Linked DNA regions of Homo sapiens: region 2 is linked to region 1. The links are chromatin contacts, found by Hi-C or POLR2A ChIA-PET in ENCODE. All regions are on one chromosome and are shown on one strand. The core of a region is the stretch at or near the end of the contact, and the rest is flanking DNA. Distances in the headings are between cores, read along the strand shown.

Region 1 (4,261 bases), core at 494-2,993:
TCACCCAGGCTGGAGTGCAGTGGTGTGATCATGGCTCACTGCAGCCTCAACCTCCTGGGCCCAAACCATCCTCCTACCTCAGCCTCCCAAGTAGCTGGGACCACAGGCACACACTACCACACGGGGTGCCTTATTTTGTAGAGACAGGGTCTCAGAATGTTGTCCAGGCTGGTCTCAAACTCCTGGGTTCAAGAGATCCTCCTGTTTTGGCCTCCCAAAGTACCAAGAGATTACAGTCATGAGCCACCATGCTTGGCCTGGAATACTTTTATACTTAGAGAAAAGTTACAAAGATAATACAGAGAGTTCTCATTTACTCCAGACAGGAGTTCCCCTAATGTTGCCATCTTACATTGTCATGTAATGTACATGGTACATTAGTCACAACTAAGAAACTGACAGGACTATTAGGTAAACTGCAGGCTTTATTTGGATTTTACCAGTTTTTACACTAATGTCCTTTGTTTCTGGTCCTGGATCCAATCTGGACTACCACATTGGATTTAGTCATCCTCTCTCGTTAGTCTTCTCTAATCTGCAGCACTCTCTAAGTCTTTCCTTGTTTTTCACAACCTTGAGAGTTGGGGGAGTTCTAAATTATTTTGTAAAATGAAGGTCTTTTTTTTTTTTTTGAGACAGGGTCTCCCTCTGTCACCTAGGCTGGAGTGCAGTGGTGCTATCTCAGTGCACTGCAACCTCCACCTCCCGGGTTCAAGCGATTCTCCTGCCTCAGCCCCCTGAGTAGCTGGGATTACAGGCGCCTGCCACCACGCCCCGCTAATTTTTGTATTTTTAGTAAAGATGGGGCTTTACTATGTTGGCAAGACTGGAGATCTATTTTAATGAATAATATGAACTAATTTAATCCACATTTTAAAAAATTATGTATTTATTTTAATAGAGAAGAGGTCTCTCTATGTTGGCCAGTTGGTGTTAAACTCCTGGCCTCAAGCAATCTTCCCACCTCGGCCTTCCAAAGTGCTAGGATTACAGGGTATTTTAAAATTTTTATTTATTTATTTATTTATTTATTTATTTATTTATTTATTTAAGACAGTCTTGTTCTGTCGCCCAGGCTGGAGTGCAATGGCACGATCTCCGCCCACTGCAACCTCCGCCTCCTGGGTTCGAGCGATTCTCCTGGCTCAGCCTCCCAAGTAGCTGGGATTACAGGCATGTGCCACCATGTCCATGTCCAGCTAATTTTTGTATTTTTAGTAGAGATGGGGTTTCCCCATGTTGGCCAGGCTGGTCTCGAACTCCTGGCCCCACGTAATCCTCCTACCTTGAGTGCTGGGATTACTGGGATAGGCCCCCGTGCCTGGCCCACAACATTGCATTTTAAGGAGGAGAAGTCCCAGGCAACAGGATCGCCCTATGCTGGACGATGTTAGTGGCACTGAGTGGCCGGAATAAGATTTTTGCCAAGAGATCTGGCTTGCTTTTCTTTCCTGGAGACTGATGAGAACCCAGATCTTCAGATTTCAAGTCTGGGTCTATCCATTCGGTTACTTTAAATCCCAGAGGCAGATGGCGCTCACTGCTCAAGTCTAGCGTCATGGGATTGTTCTAGCTTGTTCTTTTATTGCTTCTCCTATTACTAAGATCAGGATCTGACGCCATTTGGAAACCAGGGTCTGACCGCTTACCACGTACCTCGCCCTTTAAGGCTTTTTCTGTCCCGTCCCCCGTGCCCCTGCGGCGCTAGGAGACTGGAGGCGGGACCTTGTGTCGCTAAGGAAATGCCCTTTACTCAGCTTCCAAAATTGACAGGCTAGTTCTGAAAACTGGCCAACCAACTTCTGCTTAAGGGGAAGCGAGACTTCCGATTTGTAGGGGAACGCAGCGGCGATTGGTTAGAGTCCCGCCCACTTGTTAAGCGTCGCGAGCCACTATTCTCGGCTCTGATTGGCCAGAGAACTCGCGCCGCTTTTGAATCCCCACCCTGCGGACCCCGCGCGCCTCGCCTTCTCCCTCTGGTTGGCGAGCGCCTTTCTGCGCCTTCAGGCATTTTTGCTGAGGCTTTTGTCTGCGCATGTGCGGGTAGGTTCCGGTAGCATCCGGGAGACCCGGCCCAGGCCTGGAGATGCTGAGCGGAGCTTGGAGGGAGAGAGGGGACTGGGTTGTTGAGGGGAGAATCCCTCTCGGCATCTCCTTGGCCCACTGGGGAGCCCCATTGCCCCATCCACCGCTTAGAACCAGACCCTTCCTTTCACTCTCCACTCCCTATCCCTACCGGCTTTAGACCTTCAAAGTTCCAAGATTCGACCTTCGGGGTCTCCCCATTTCGTAGGGGCTTACAGATTTCCTAAAATCCCCCTCCTCCCCGAACCCCCTTCCGTCCCTGGAGATTCTGGGGTCCCTGCTCTTTCCCATTCATTCCACCCCATCTACTTGGGACCCTTCCAAGGGCAAGGGGGGCCTCTCAGTGCCTCTCCTACCCTCATGTCCTTTCTCCTCTTTTAGGTCCAGGAGGTCATCTTTGCCTCCCTTCCTTGAAATCTCCCCAGATTTAGAGGCCCTCACCCAGCTTCTCCCCTCTCAGCCCTGTCGAGGTGTCAAGGTTCGGGGATCACCTTTGTTGTTGTTATTGTCGAGGCGTCAAGGTTCGGGTGTCACCTTTGTTGTTGTGTGTTTTTTTTTTTTTGAAACTGAGTCTCGCTCTGTCGCCCAGGCTGGAGTGCAGTGATGCGATCTCGGCTCACTGCAACCTCCGCCTCCCGAGTTCAAGCGAGCCTCCTGCCTCAGCCTCCCGAGTAGCTGGGATTACAGGTGCCTGCCACCAGGACTGGCTAATTATTGTATTTTCAGTAGAGACGGGGTTTCACCACGTTGGCCAGGCTGGTCTCAAACTCCTGACCTCAAGTGATCCACCCGCCTTGGCCTCCCAAATTGCTGGGATTACAGGCGTGAACCACAGCGCCCGGCCTAAGCCCTAGCTGTTCATTGCCACAATGAGAGGAAGTACAGGAAGGTGTTGAGATCATGGGCGTGGAGTCCAACTGACATGCTTGACTGATGTCACATACTGCTCTGCCCCTGAAAAGCTGAGTCACCTTGGGTAATTTGCTTAGCCTCTCTGAGCTTCAGTTTCACTCGGGAGCTGGCCAAGAACACTTGTCTCAGAGTTGCTATGACATTCGAACATGGCAGTGTACGTAAAGGGCTCGGCATGGAGCTTGTTCTCATTAAGCCCCATGGCACGTGGGCATCTATGCTTTTTTTTTTTTTTTTTTTGTAGAAAAAAGTTTATTTGCTGGTTATTGTTTGATCCTTGAAATACAATTCCTCACTGGTGATACTAGTATAAAATGGTGGTTATGAATCCATGCTAGCCCAACGAAAACTAATTTAACAAATTGGTAAAAAAAAAAAAAGAAGTCGTTTTTGAATCTCTATTAAGATTTGAACTAATACATAAGCAAATCTGTGCTAAAACTGGAACTGCTGGGCCAGGCGCGGTGGCTCACGCCTGTAATCCCAGCACTTTGGAAGGCCAAGGTGGGTGGATCACGAGGTCAGGAGTTCGAGACCAGCCTCACCAACATGGTGAAACCCCGTCTCTACTAAAAATCAGCTACTGGGGAGGCTGAGGCAGGATAATCACTTGAACCCAAGAGGCGGAGGTTGCAGTGAGCTGAGATCGCGCCATTGCACTCCAGCCAGGGGGACAGAGCAAGACTCCATCTCAAAACAAAACAAAACAAAAAACTGGAACTGCCTTCTCACACTACATATAATTTGCCTTCCAGCTTCAACCATCTGATGTTGAAATCTAAAGCACTCTCATGAGTTAAATGTCCCTGACAAACCATGTAGATGGACAAACCAGATTGGTGGTCTTTAACTGCTGGTGATAGAAAAAGGCTGCAGTTTAGTACTTAAACCTGCAGTTAGTGGTCAACTTTCCATCTAGGTAGAGTAACTAAGGAGAGCTGTGAAATATCAAAAGAAAACTAGAGGCCAGGACAAAGAGGCAATGTCAGTCAAGCCACTGCAAGCTGGTATGCACCCTTGTATTTCAGCCAAAGGCAGGCAATCCAAAATTACAGATTGCTTTCCTTAACTTGACCAAACAGTGCATTTTACCTCTGAAAGTCTTGTCAAGGGTTGCATTTCATTGTACCTAGTAAAACACAAAGTCCACTCTCATAAAAATATTATATTTTCCAGAAGAAATATTATATGTAATACACTGAAAATCACTGATTGCTTTTGCTTCTTTTTTTCCGTGAATGTGTAGGTGTTTGAGTCTCTTGTG
Region 2 (3,755 bases), core at 852-3,351, 120 kb before region 1:
CCTGAATGCCAAGATTCATTGGAGCTTTGGAGCTTTATCTTGTAGGACCTTATCCTGACTCCCTTAGAATGTAAGTTCCAAGAGAACAGGGACTTTGTCTGCCTTGTTTTCTACTTTTATCACCAGCACCCAGAATGATGCCTAAAATACAATAAGATCTCAAGAATGTTTGTCAAATGATTTAATTAATTATAAGCTGTTTTAAGGTTTGAAGCAAGCAAGTAGAGTGACCAGATATAGACAGAAAAATCATTTCCGTACCCTGACCCCACATATGATATATTTAGAATGGGTAAGGCTGGAGGTAAAGATGCTAGTTAGGAGGTTATCGCAATAGTTCTTGGCCAGATTGAAAGGCAGGCATGCAAGGAATGGGAAAGGGATTCTGGCATTAGAATGAACCACAACTATGTATTGTTCCTCTCAGAATGGATGACAACCTCCTTTCTAGCCAGATGCTAGTAGATTTTTTTTTTTTTTGAGATGGAGTTTTGCTCTTGTTGCCCAAGCTGGAGTACAATGGTGCAATCTCGGCTCACTGCAACCTCTGCCTCCCGGGTTCAAGTGATTCTCCTGCCTCAGCCTCCCGAGTAGCTGGGATTACAGGCACACACCATCACACCCAGCTAATTTTTTATAGTTTTAGTAGAGACAGGGTTTCACCATGTTGGCCAGGCTGGTCTCAAACTCCTGACCTCAGGTGATCCACCTACCCCGGCCGCCCAAAGTACTGGGATTACAGGAGTGAGCCACCGTGCCTGGCCAGATGCTAGTAGTTTTCAGTAGGTGGAAAGAGGGTCATCTCTTCCCTGGGGCAATATTTGTGGGTAAATACAGTGATCCTGTAGCACCAGCTAGATGGTCATCTTATACTCAGGGTGGACGTTTACGTTAGCCCCCACATGTATAAGCACCTCTCACAGGCAGTTCACATTTCACAGAAATATCAGATGTGCCACCATGTGCCAGATAATGAGGGGAAGAAGTAAGACACTCACCCTGCCTCCGTGGAGTCATGGTCTACATAGACAGACGATGAAGAAATGCAGACGAATTTATAGCTTAAAATGTTGATAAGTGCTAGAAAGAAAACAGGACAGAATACTATGAGAAAGCACAGGAAAGGAAGCTAGGTTGGATTACAGAGTCAGAGAAGGCCTCTCAGAGAAAGTGACACTTGCCTTGAGACCTATAGGATTATTAGGAGCTGGCTAGACAGAGGGAGCAGTAGATCCTAAGCTCTGACATGAGAACAGTTTGGTGAGTTCAGGAGCCCAGAGCAGGCCGCTGTGACTGGAATTGACTGAGGGATGAGCTCCTGAAGGGCCAGAACTTGCAGGCCTTCCAGGGCTCTAGTGGGAAGTTTAGGTTTTGTCCTCACTTATGGAGGGTTATTTCCTCTTATGCTTTGTAATTCTGGAAAGTGCAGATTGTTTGAGAATCACATCCAGTGGAGCTGTGTGAGAATCCTGGGCAGCAGAGGTTTTGAGTTGAGGATAGAAGCCTCTATGTAACAGGTTTGGTGTTTGCTTCTACTAAAGATACATCCTCTGTTTGGGAGGGAGAGGCAGACAAGGCTGGGGAGAGGGAGAGTGCCAGTGTTGGGAAAGAAGAGAAAAAAATGTAGAAAAGGAATAGGAGAGAGGATAGGGATCGGGTTGGAGATAGGTCAGAGATGGGTTTGGGAATGGGAATAGAGAGGCTGGGCTTCATCGTGTGTCTTGTTTTCTCGGTGATAGGGGCCTCGCGTGCAGGACAGGAAACAATGAGTACACAGGGTGCCTTCTGACCAGCCCTGGGGTCCAGCACTAGTCATTTTGTGCCTTAGTTAATGCCTTGACTTCCCGCACATACCAGGTTGAGAGAGGAACGTCCCTTAGCAACTGATTGGCCTGGAGTCTAGAGGACTGGTGGGGGTCTGGAACCAGCTGCCCAAGGAAAACGATTCTCCCAATGTCCGGGGGACGCAGTAGCAACTGTTGCTTCTGACTAGCTCAGGCTCTGGAGACCCGCGCGCTCTCTTATGCGGCTGCGCATCCCAGCAGCTCCCGCGAGAAGGGTCAGGCCCTGATTGGCTCTGGACAAACCCGCGCGAGCTTGCGGGGCGGGGCTTCAAGGGATTGGTATCCCCGTGCAAGGAGGTTGGCGAGGCCTCAGGGGACTCCCAGTTCAGCGAATCCGTTAGCCTTCCTCTGCCTTAGTCACTTCCCCGTGAGGCACTCCGTGTTTGTGTACACGGTTATTCCACGTGTCAGTCAGTTCATCGGGCGCATCCGGAGTCATTGAAAACAGTAATAGGAAGTCAAACAAACCCGCTTGATGCAAAAATTCAGGAGGACATTCGGTTTTTAAGGAAATAGTGCTGAGGAAGGACCAGGCTGGAGCTCCTTGGACCCTGAGACTGGGAGGTAAATATGGAAAAAGAAGTGATAATTTAGGGGGAGGGAAAAGAGATCACCTGTGAAGAAAACTCACGCACACACCAGGGCCTGGAGAAGGAAGTGAGACTGGAAAGAGATCAGAATTTTATTTTTATTTCATTATTTTATTCATCTATTTAATTTGAGACAGTGTCTTGCTCTGTCACCCAGGCTGGAGTTCAGTGGCACAATCTCAGCTCACTGCAGCCTCGACCTCCCAGGCTCAAGCAGTCCTCCCACCTCAGCTTCCAGAGTAGCTGCACCCACAATGCCGGGCTAATTTTTTAAATTGTTTTGTAGAGACAGGGTGTCGCTGTGTTGCCCAGGCTGGTCTCAAACTTCTGGGCTCAAGCGATCCTCCCACCTCAGCCTCCCAAAGTGCTGGGATTACAGATGTGAGAGATCAGAGTTTTTGAATCTGAAGGACCCTTACATAGTCTGCAGTAACCCTCCCATTCTACCGAGGAGGAAAAAGAGGGGGAAGCAGAAAGGGGACAGAACTTGCCCAGAGCTATCCAACGAGTTACTGGCAAAGCCCCAGTTGGAACCAGCCCAGAGCTCTTCCCAACCTTTGATTCGAGGTTGTAAATTAAAGGAGGAGGAGGAAGGATTTTGATAGTGAAAAAAAAGCAAAAGTGGGTTATGATGCAGAGATAGGATTTGTTATCTGGAAGCCTGAGTAGCATCTTGATGTAAGGAGGGAGTCGTTTTTTTAAGAGAGGCAGCGATCAGAATGGAAAAGCAGAGGGCTGGTTCTTGAATCAAAACATCACTGAGAAAAGAGATGAGTCAAGAGCGGTCACAAATTAAATGCTGAGGGAACCAGGCAGGTGATGTGAATGATAAACAGTTGCCTAGCACTTATTTTGTGCTGGCCTCTGTTCTGAGGGTTTTACATGCATTCATTCATTTAATCATTTAATGCTCCCAACAATTCTGTCAGATGAATCCTGTTAAAATCTACATGTTATAAGTGAGGAAACGGGAAACCCAGAGAGGGGAAGTAATTTGCCCACAGTCACACAGCTGGCAAATGGTGGCGCCAGACTTAAACTCAGGCAGGCTGACTCAGCACACGGTCTTAACCACTGTGTTATATGCCCCTCCCAGGTGAGTGCAGCAGGGAGAGCAGGGGCAGCAATGGACTGGAGAACAATTGTCCAATATTAAAGGGGAAAGTTAATATCTGCCATGTGTTGTCAGATCTAATTTATTAAAAAGTAGCTGGGAGTTCAGACTTTTATGTGAGGATCCTGATTTTTAAACATTGCAACTAATGAAAGAAAGTCTGTATGCAGTTTTCTTAATGCAGGCTAAATAAAACCCCCTGCATTT

The links. A loop is a pair of places that touch in the nucleus more often than their neighbours do. ChIA-PET counts read pairs that join two places held with the same protein, here RNA polymerase II (POLR2A).
Region 2: POLR2A ChIA-PET joins it to region 1 with 21 read pairs in activated CD4-positive, alpha-beta memory T cell. The contact joins the promoter of LINC01872 here to the enhancer-like site in region 1. A Hi-C loop is called at or near these places in 1 of 168 maps with a recorded cell type or tissue (breast epithelium). POLR2A ChIA-PET finds 5 or more read pairs at or near these places in 1 of 52 experiments (activated CD4-positive, alpha-beta memory T cell).

What each region holds. Positions count from the first base shown.
Region 1 is chr19:51,392,553-51,396,813 of GRCh38, forward strand. It overlaps the pseudogene NIFKP6. Among named protein-coding and RNA genes, the nearest start is that of C19orf84, 4.1 kb to the left of the region's middle. RefSeq lists enhancers at 1,310-1,906, 2,962-3,171 and silencers at 1,812-1,871, 1,882-2,021. Within about 2 kb of position 1,744, at least 32 of the 41 ENCODE cell types and tissues checked have a DNase peak (open chromatin) inside an H3K27ac peak, as active enhancers do; they include breast epithelium, where a contact is called at or near this core.
Region 2 is chr19:51,269,165-51,272,919 of GRCh38, forward strand. LINC01872 (long intergenic non-protein coding RNA 1872) reads left to right here and starts at 2,102. Exons shown (of 3, transcript NR_136526.1): 1 at 2,102-2,408. It overlaps LOC107985327 (a long non-coding RNA gene), which reads right to left and starts at 2,003. Exons shown (of 4, transcript XR_007067309.1): 1 at 1,855-2,003; 2 at 999-1,080. SIGLECL1 (SIGLEC family like 1) reads left to right here. Exons shown (of 6, transcript NM_001385465.1): 6 at 1-166.